Linked DNA regions of Homo sapiens: region 1 is linked to region 2. Evidence: chromatin loops called from intact Hi-C (ENCODE). Cell type or tissue: endothelial cell of umbilical vein. All regions are shown on one strand. Links, peaks and the distances in the headings refer to the core of each region. The heading gives the core; the rest is flanking DNA.

Region 1 (5,390 bases), core at 203-5,202, 720 kb before region 2:
CAAACTTCTCAACCCCCGTTTCATGCCCCCACCAGCCACTGATTTGTTTTCTGCCCTTGTAGTTTTGCCTTGTCAAAAATCTTATATAAATAAGATCATATAGTAAGTAGTTTTTTGAGTCTCCTCAAACATACTGTTTATCCATTCACTAATTGAAGAACATATGAGTTTTCAGTTTTGGTGGGTGACAGTAAAGTCACTCTAAACATTTGTGTACAAGTGTTTTTTTTTTTTTTAATGTATGTGTGTGTATTTGAACATAAGTTTTTGTTTCCCTCGAATGGACTTTCTGGGTTATACGGTGAGTGCATGTTAAAATTGTCAAACTGTTTTTCAAAATGGCTGTACCATTTTGTATTCCCACCAGCAATGTATGTGAGCTCCAGTTGTTCTGCATCCTTGCTGGCATTTGATATTTTCAGGACCCATTTACTTTTTTTAATTTTAACCATTTGAGCAAGTGTGTCATGATATCTTATTGTGGATTTAATTTGTATTTCCCTAATGACTCATGATGTTGTGCCTTTTTTCTTGTGCTGATTTGCTATTCTTATATTGTTTGTTGAAGTGTTTGCTTTAAATTTTAGCTCATTTTAAAATCGACTATTTTCTTATTATTGAATTTGGGAGTTCTTTACATATTCTGGATACAGTTCTTACTAGATACACAGTTTGCCCATGTCCATGCTTTTAAAAACCTTAGTTCAATATCAGAATGATATGGGGATCCAAACACCTTCCTAGCCCTACTTGATATTAGCTAAATCTCTTAGAGATGGTTTCAGGAATCTGTAGTTTTTATATACAGACTATGTACTCAGACTTATGCAATTACATTTGGAAAATTACAGAATGAGTATACTGTGGCCACCCCAATACAAGGATCTTCTCCTAATTTCTTAAGTTTTTGCAGTGACAGCTCATTTATCTGATAAAGAATGAGCAGTAATCCTCTCTAGTAATTCAAATTTGTTGCAGGGACCTGCAAACTACTGCCACTTGTTTTGTATAGCAAGGTAGCTCAGGATGGCTTTTACAGTGTTTAATGATTCAAAAAAAATAATGTTTTGTGATGTGAAAATTGTATGAAATTCAAATTTCAGTGTCTGTAAGTAAAGTTTTATTGGAACATAGCCATACTTATTCATTTACATATTGTCTTTGTCTGCTTACATACTGTAGAGGCAGAGATGAGTAGTTGTAGCAGAGACCACGTGATTGGCAAAGCTTAAATTTTTTGCGACCTGATACTAGACAGAAAAAAAAAAAAGATTTGTTTTGGAGCCATTTTCAATGAAACTTTTAAAAAACTTTGTTATTTAACCTTTTTTGGACAGTTCAGTTATCGGTATAAACACTGTTTTTCATAACTTTGCTTTAATATAATGATGCCCTTGGGAATTATTGTTGATTGAACTCTTATGACAGCCTATTTAATTTTTGAAGTGACTTTAAAAAGTACAGAGTTAAATCATTTTTCTTTCTCTCTCTCTTTTTTTTTTAAGACGGTGTCTAGCTCTGACGCCCAGGCTCGAGCGATTCTCCTGCCTCAGCCTCCCGAGTAGCTGGGATTACAGTTGCCCGCCACTATGCCCAGCTAATTTTTGTATTTTTAGTAGAGACAGGGTTTCACTGTGTTGGCCCGGCTGGTCTCAAACTCCTGACCTCGTGATCCGCCCATCTCGGCCTCCCAAAGTGCTGGGATTACAAGCATTAGCCACTGCACCCAGCCTCTTTTTTTAAGAAGAAAAAAAAATTACACTCCGGTAAATTTCTGGGGACTTTCAAAATCAAATGTAGGTAGAAATCTTATGTAAAGTAAGAGTATGCCGTATGCCAGCTCTGAGTAAGGGTCTGTGGGGCTTTCAGAAGTTCATGAGTATCCAACAGATTTAACCACCTTAAAATGTTTCCTTACGTTTTTTTTTTAGCTTATATTATTGGTCCTGTTTAAAACTTATTACAGATATTTGTGTGAATGAAGTATCATTTCATCTTTTTAGAAACTTGTATCAGAGGTACCTAGGCTAATTTATCACCAAATTTTTCATCTTGCCTGATGAGCATTTCCAGTCCTGATACAGCTCCTCAGTGACCAAATACCAGGGGAGTCTCCCCTGGACTTTTTTGGCTTTTGTTTTTCCAATGAGTCATAAAGGCTTAGTCATTTTCCATTAACTTTAGGAGTTTTAACTGCATATAGTAAAACTATGAATGACTTATAAGGATATCTTTCCCTCTTCACCGCTTCCCCATCAGCAACAAATTCTGTTTTGTTTATTGACTATGGAGGAGTCCATGATTGACTTTAAGTATTATATTCACTAATTTTTGAGTAGCATCTTCCCACCAAATACTTTGAAAATATTAGGTTTTTCTTTTATATTATGAAGGTCTGTGTAAATATCGAATACAAGAGTTGACAAATACTGTGAAAGACTCTTTTTGTCTAGATGGGAGTCCTGACGTAGAAGAAAGAGAAAGATAGGGGCTCACTTAATGGTCCACGTTCTTCCCATCTGTACATCTGGAGTTTGCCTTAATATCTGGGCCGGTAGCTCTTTTGGAAAGGGCTATTCACTCTCAATGTCTGCATTTATAGATCACTTTCTGGCTTTTCCTAGAAAATATTTTCAATTCTGTCAGTGATTGCTGGATTCTAAGTTAACATGTTTGCTTCTGTTGTTTTCCCAGCATTCTCTGGTCAGACTTCATTATTTCAAATTGGTCTTTGGTGGATCCACAAATCATTCCTTCTTTTTATAGTTTCCCCATTGAAGCTCCATAGAGCTAATCTTTGAAAGATCATTTTACTTTTACTTTTTGTTGTATGAGTTGTTCCAGCTCTCAAATTTCTATAAGAAGTTGATTGGTGTTGTGATTGACAACACCTGAAGTCAGAGTGGTCTCCTTTGGAGGCAACAGTCTTACTTGTTTAAGGATTAATTTTAATTATATAAGATGCTGGTAATTTTTGTACACGTTCCAGTAAAGTGATATGGTCATTTTGTTGCTGTTACTAGAGTATTCAGTTAGTTTCTTAGATAGTATTGGGTTCCATCAGAATTTTTATGTGTGCTATTTTCTCTTTTAAATTTATTTTTAGATAAAGGGGGGAAGGCTCTTACACAGTTTAAACAAGTCAAACATAGCATGTATTTTTAAAATTCTTGATATAAGGGGAGACAGTTGTGAAGAATCTGAAAGTTTTGGGTTGGAAACAATGAATATACAGATTGCAAACTTGTCATGGTTTATATTGAAAAGAGGAGAGAGCATGAGCAAAAGAATGAGCTGAAGCCTTTTTGCTTTGGGGATGATATGTTCAATTTGTACTTATTTTAGAATGGTCTCTTTCAGGTTCATATGGTGTATTAGAAGTTAACACTGGTTAAAAATATGCAGTGCTACGAAAAACAAATGTATCCTTCAAGGGAGTTATGATATAAAATTTTCTAAACCATCTAAATAATTTTGACTCTATATAAAAAAAGTGAGGCAAGTGATTCCTTTATAGCAGAAAAGGATTTGGACAGAATCTTGTCTTCCTGTTCCTAGATACAGGCTGCCCCTGATTTTCTTTCATTTCCTCTGCAGAGGGTATTACATGATAACCAAGCAAACTGTAGGTTGTACTGAAGCCAATTTCAGTAGCAATCATAGAGAAATCTAGGGCATTTAGAACGCGTTGCAGATGAACATAAAAAATTTGGTGATCTTCAAGAAGCTTTCTGAATATGGAAAGTGTTGACTTTCCCAGGCTGTACTCTGATCATCTGGCCCCAGGAAAACCTTTTAGTAAATGTTACAGTCCACATTTGTATTCACTGGACAGTTAGTGACTGATAACATGGTCTCCATTTACTCTGATACTGAAGACTCTGTGAGAACTATTAGTTGAAACAGGAAAAGCTCACCTTTTTAAAAGGCACCAGGTTGAACAAAAGGTTAAAATGTACTTGTGGTGAAAGATACTATACAGTTGGATATAAGCAGATTGTTGTTATCTTGGATGCTAGAAATAGTGAAATCAGCAGCAGCAATGAAGAAAGCAATATTTGGTGTAGGTGAAAGTTAGCATGGCAATTACCCTAGATGAATAGGCTTCAGTTATTACATTTTTACATGATGTATAATACTTGTATCCAAAAGACAAATGTCTATCACTTACACTAAATCAACTACATTTCATTCTACCTTATTTTTAAGTTGGATAGATTCTTAAGAGGTAATTTAATCTGTCTCCTCACAGGTCAGGACATGAGGCTCTGATTTGGAAGGTGACTTGTCAAAGTTCATTCACTTGACAAGCTGCTGACAGAGCCAAGACTAAAATTCTGACAGGTATCTGTAATTAAGAGGGCTCTTTATACTATAATTTGCTTGCGCCTTATATACTATCATAAAGTCCTTATATTTCTGTAAATTGGGCAAGTAAATCTATATTTATTACATTTCAGATGCTAAAGTGTCATGGAGATTTAGCAGAAAGCTTTTACTACAGCAACTCAAAATACAGAATTAGGAAACTACATTTAGTTTTAGCTATGCCAAAAAGTTTTAATCTGCATGTTAATATGTTGGTTAGATTTTGGCTGGCTACACTTCTACTCAACAGTTTTCCTTCATACCCTTCTTGATGGTGATAATTTGATGATTCTTCTGTCTCAGTAAACTATAATTACATAATCTTCACATAGAATTCTACTTTACTTTCTAATCTTGGACATTCAGCTGAAAAAGTTTGGAGTGGCGGAGCTTATTAAACATTTTAGACATTCTGATTTCCCCTTAACTCAGGCCTACAATGTGTATAGGAAACATATTCTCCCTCAGGCGGACATATGAGGTTAGAAAGAGCTTTAGACGTGCAGTAAACTATTGATTATATTGTTATTCCTTGCCAGGAAACATTGCTTCAGATTCTATTTCTTTTTCTTCTAGAGACAGGGTTTCACTCTGTTGTCCAGGCTGGCGTGCAGTGGTGCAGTCATAGCTCACTGTGGCCTCAAGCTCCTGGGCTCAAGTGATCCTTCTGCCTCAGCCTCCTGAGTAGCTAGGACTACAGGCCCAGCTAATTAATTTTTTTTTTTTTGGTAGAGTGAGGGTCTCACTATATTGCCCAGGCTGATCTTGAACTCCTGGCCTCAAGTGATCCTCCCAGCTTAGCCTGCACTGGGATCATTTCTGCAGATTCCTAAGAGCAAGTACTCACTGTAAATTGCAGCACAGATTCTGTACTAGACAAGTGACTAGATCTATGTTAATCAGTGACTTAGTGGGACCTCACTAGAAGCAATACCTAATAGAAAATAACTAATTATAAGAATTTATTAACTTTAATGAGGCCAATAATAGGCTCTATTTATTGAGCTGCTGCTTAGTGAGTA
Region 2 (5,390 bases), core at 131-5,130:
CTAACAGAAAAGCTGGCATAAAATGAATACTCCAGAAATGTTAGTGATAGTAGAGACAGTATACAAGGAAAAAAGGAGAGAGGGAGGGAGAGACAGAGAGGGAAAGAAGGAGGGAGAAGAGGAAATACAGGAGAAGGAAGGTCAGTATTGTCAAATACTGAAGGAAAAATAAGGACAACAAGGACTCAAAAAGCAGGCCCTTTGATGTGACAATTAGGTTATTCATAAAAAAGGAACAGCAGTAGGGTTGACAGCCAGTAGCCAGGCCATAAATTTTGAAAGAAAATGGGGTGATTCAGGAAATATGGTAAATTAACTAAATTTTTCTGAGTTTACTTCCTGGTGAAATCCCAATAAAACTGAAATCCCACTGAAATATCAAGTAATATTTAAGGCATAAATCTACAAATATGGGGGGATTAGGAGCAGGGAAATCAATAAACTAAAAATTTTGAATGCTAGAACATAGATGGAATAAAGATAACTGATGTAGCAGCAGAGAGAAAGCCATACCCTAAGACTGCAATGGGAAAAGCTAGGAACCGACTTGAGGAACCAATAGCACTAGATAACTCTGGGAGTATTTGGTGAAGTGGAGTGGGGTGTGTGTGTGTGTGTGTGTGTGTGTGTGTGTGTGTGTGTGTGTGTTTAGAGAAGTGATCTCCTTTCTAATCACATGAGTTCCACCTAGGAAACCAACTCTTTCTAAAATTTCTTGCAAAGACCTCTTCTGTTTTAGCACACGTCTGAGCAGATGATGGCAGGTTTATCCTCTGAAGAGATTAAAGCTGAGAATCTATCAAGGTTCAGACAGAGAAGCAGGGTGACTATGAGTGTTATGTAATTAGGTGTGTGTCATGGCAACTAGAATTTACATAGTTGTAGAAGACACTGGAGAATCAGAGAAATAACCACCCATTCAATCCAAGAAGCCACACATGTCCAACAGTGAATTGGGGCTGCAGAGAGGAAGCTCACGGAAAGGTCTAGGGGGTACTATTGCTTCTAGGTAGCTCTTATGCCTATAGATCTTCAGCAAAGCATCTAACTGTGGGCCTGAGGCCCCTGTTGTCAGCATGGCAAACACTTTGCAAGAAACACTGAATGTGAAGTTCAGGAGAGGGAGGACAAGTGGGAACCTGACAAACCCTTATTGTGTGTCTGACCTATTTGACCATGAAAAGAGCTTCACAGTGTATTGAGTGATGCTTCACTTCTTTCTTCTGAATCTTATTAAAGTTTTTTTTTTATTTTTTGGCCACTCTAACATAGAAGAATACAGGAAAAGAGAGTCTAGAAAACATATTTCTCAGCTTAACCAAGTTGACAGCAGAGGGTCTCTGGACTATTGGACTATAGGGATGGTCTAGGGCTGGTATCATTTATGCGAACAGAGAGACCAAAGAAATTGATGCATATAAAATGCTGATCTCTCAGCCTTCTTTTCCCACTCACAAAATATCAGCAGCTAGGCCTTGACCCTCCAGACTACAGATCAGAAGGTTCTTATGAAGTCTGACTTCCAATAAAATAAAAGCCTAAATATTTGGACTTCACGTCTTCTCTAACAGATGACTTAGCCCAATCTTGTCACGGTGAAATGATGCGTCAGTGAGACTCATCCACTTACTCAGAGTTTCTAGTTAGCCTTTTAGCCCACAACACTCTCAAATATGAAGAGACAGCCAGGATCACTAGGTAAGTATGGAAAGCCACTAACATGGAAGAGGGAGTCCAAAGCCATAGACAGAAGAAAACAACTTGCAGAAAGTTGAGACTATGCAAATGAAAAGATATTTTTTAAAAGTATTACTAATATTTTCAAAGAAATAAGATATTATATTCCATTCATTAAACAACTTTCGGTATTATGGAAAAGAACTACTCATGAAACAAAAAGATATCTTATAAAATTTAAAGCTTGAGGGAAAAGAGTAAAACTCAATATAACTTTCAGAGGATAAAGTTGAAAACATCTTTAAAAAGGTAATCCAAAAAGATGAAGAAAGCAGAGGGAAAAAGCAGTGGGCTCACTCAAGAAAAATTTCCAAGACTGAATATTGTTCTAACCAAAATAATAATAAATATCTTTTGGAAGAATAAGATGGAAGTTTGCACACATCTTTGGAGATGTGGAGTGGGAAGAACCTAAATTCTCATCTGTCATAGTGGGTAGTCAATAGTGCCAAATCTGAAAAAAAAAAAAAAATATATACACACACACACACACACACACACACACACACACATACATATACACACATATATGTATATACATACATATACACACATATGTATATACATACATACACACACACACACACACACACATACATATATATATATATATATAGTGGGAAATAAGAAAATAGTGGGCCACGCGCAGTGGCTCACGCCTGTAATCCCAACACTTTGGGAGGCCAAGGCTGGTGGATCACTTGAGGTCAGGAGTTCAAGATCAGCCTGGCCAACATGGTGAAATCCCCGTCTCTGCTAAAATACAGAAATTAGCCGGGCATGGTGGTGGGCGCCTGTAATTCCAGCTACCGAGAAGGCTGAGGCAGGAGAATCGCCTGAACCTGGGAGATGGAGGTTGCAGGGAGCCAAGATGGCACCACTGCACTCCAGTCTGGGTTACAGAGCAAAACTCAGACTCAAAAAAAAAAAAAAAAACAAGCCATGTTATTTAGAGATACTAACGTACGTACATAAAGAGTAATTGAAAGTGATTGTCTCTGGAAAAGAGGAAATAAGGAAAAAGGGTCTGTGAATCATTTTTTGTCATAACAAATCTGGTAGAACTAGTGGCTCTTTGAACTGAGTAAATGCTTAAAAATGTTGAGGCGAAAAAAGTGGCTAGGTAGTGAGGAAGTAGACGCAGTCTGTTAGGCTGAGTTTGACATAAATAGAAAAAATACGCAAATGACAATGAGACAGCCGGGTGGGAAGGGCTTCCTGGCAGAACTGCAACCCGCCGGTGCACTGGGAGGAGTGCGCCCTGGGGTGGAGCCACGGAAGTTCGTACCGTTTCCAGCAGAGAGGAGCCTGGCCCTTCCTCTTCCTGTGTAGAACCCGGGATTTTAAAACTGCGAGGCGAGAAGCGCACCACCAGGGGTTCTGGCTTTGTGGAGAGTCGCTGTTTCCCTTTTATCCTTTTTTCCCAGTAAATCCCATTATTCTCGCCTTTCAAATGGTCTGCAAGGCTAATTTTTTGTGGCGTGTGATAAGGACCTGGCTCTTAGCTGAACTAAGGAAAAAGTCCCTCAAGAAGAAGATATTGATAGGTGGAATGTAACAAGGAAGGATGCGTGGGGTACTCTGAGAGGAACAGGGAAATTATGTGAATATTACTAGGCTACAAGGCAGCAACCAATAGAGATGAAGGGAATGGTTATAGAGAAGTGATAGTTACTAGATGGATGTACTTAAGAATTTGGGAGGGTGGGTAATCAAAGCACATTTTTTAAAAAAAAGCTTACCTTGGTGAAATATAAGAAACGCAATCTCCTGAAAACAAAGTGAAAAAACAGAGAAGTCAAATACAAATCTGACATAAAGAAGTAAGTCTTGCTCAAGAAAGACCTTGAAGCAGCCACACCAAAGGGTAAAGGAGCACTTTATTGGCAATGGAGGCATAGACATCATTCGATTACTTTAATCACAGGGCTCATATTGCCCCAGGTTGTGCCTCAATATTTTAAAATAGCCATAAATTTTCAAAAGAACACTTCCTTATGCAATGTATCCTTAAAAATTCATATAAGAATGTGTATGATTCATCTTCCTTCCATCTCTCCTTTTTTTTTGTTTTTCATGTCCATCAAGTCTGTCTAGGTCTCCACTGAACATATCCACTGCTCGATCTAATAACTGGAATAAACTATTCTGAAACAGTTAAATGAGAATTAGCTGGCCACACGGGAAGGCTCTGTTTCTAATTGGGTAATTATATTCCTGTCTATTAATCTTCAGTGTTAATCAGTCTAGGGAAGACAACCTGATCAATAAACAAACAACAGAGAAAAAAATCTTAAAATATATGGGTCACTAAAATCATTTTCTAAATGTTCTATATTTTAACAGGACGCCATAGAAAATAAAAGTGGACATTGGAGATTTCATTATTAGAAATGTTAATTTTTAAAAATTAGCTTTTTTGAAATCCACTGCCTTTTGTAAAAGCCATCAATTCAGAAAAAAAGTGTCTTATTGTTTGAAGCAAATGTTTATAGAATATACATGTGAAATATGCTACTTCTGTGTTTATTTGTACCTGAATGCAAAGAGAACATGAATAATCTTACAAATGTGGCAGGATTCCCACAAACCCCAGAAACCACATCAGCCAAATAGCTAGAGCACAGTAGGCATTCTAACTTAATAGTTTGCCTCAAGGAAGGTCAGAGTGACCTTGTTAATTGCTGATTCTGCAAAGAAGTAATTGCCAGATTAACAAAGCAAAAGGACAGTCTGTCTAGGTTCAAAATAATACTAGCACAAAAGAAAATCTGTTCTTTGCCCACGTACTCATTCCCTCCTGACAACATTCCCTAAGATACCAACATTTTAAGCAGAGGCAAGAAGAAAATTACCATTGTTTGCTGAACACCTACTATGTGTCTGCCACTTTTACAATTATAATGGCAGAGTCTTGTGTCTGATCAATACTAAATAAAATGGAGATTTCTGCTAAGAAGACATTATTCACAAGCGTTATAATTAACATATGTGTTTGTAATGAGGAGTAAATGCATGCTATATGCAGAACTATGCAGGGTGAGGGGCAGAAACACTGAGAAGGCCACACATCTATTCTCCCAGTGTGCCTAAGAAGGAGTTGCACTCAGTACAGAAAATGCCCTCCACTCCCCTCCGGGTTTGCATACATGAAGTAACGAGTAACTTGCTAGAGACAGATCCATTGTGAGGGATAGCAAATGGAATAGGAACACCAGACACACACACACACACACACACACACACACACACACACACACACACAATCCTGGCATGTTAGGTTTGAATAACCAAAAAACAAAATACATAAATTTTGAAGGTAGACTAAGAAAAACATACATCACACATGAGGAACAAAGATTAGAATAAAAGTAGACTTCTTTTTCAGAAATCATACAAACTAGAAAATAATAGATTGACATCTTTAAAATGTTAAAGAAAAAATAACTTATTAAGCCAGAATTCTATACTAGACAAAATTATTTTACAAGAATGAAGAAGAAATACTTTCCTTGGAAAAACAAAAACTCTGGGAATTTCCTGCCAGTAAACATAAGCTACAAGATATGAAAGAGAAATTTATTCAGATAGAAAGAATATGACACCAGACAAAAAGTTGGTGTCTCAAAGAGATAAGAGAACTAAATATAAAA

The links. A loop is a pair of places that touch in the nucleus more often than their neighbours do. Peaks named below come from ENCODE experiments on the same cell type or tissue, not always from the same donor. Only the 100,000 strongest peaks of a DNase experiment are listed, where the experiment ranks them.
Region 1: it touches region 2 in a loop (3-fold over the local background); 1 of 110 quality-filtered maps calls a loop at or near these places.

The regions. Positions count from the first base shown.
Region 1 is chr3:191,335,911-191,341,300 of GRCh38, forward strand. The region is part of intron 1 of CCDC50 (coiled-coil domain containing 50); the gene reads left to right. It also overlaps a transcript of UTS2B not described here. Among named protein-coding and RNA genes, the nearest start is that of UTS2B, 8.1 kb to the left of the region's middle. In endothelial cell of umbilical vein, for the core only: no CTCF peak of the experiment used is centred there; a DNase peak (open chromatin) is centred at 2,141; H3K27ac peaks cover 1,633 bases.
Region 2 is chr3:192,060,772-192,066,161 of GRCh38, forward strand. No RefSeq gene overlaps it. Among named protein-coding and RNA genes, the nearest start is that of FGF12-AS1, 180 kb to the right of the region's middle. In endothelial cell of umbilical vein, for the core only: no CTCF peak of the experiment used is centred there; a DNase peak (open chromatin) is centred at 2,900; H3K4me3 peaks cover 647 bases; H3K27ac peaks cover 1,671 bases.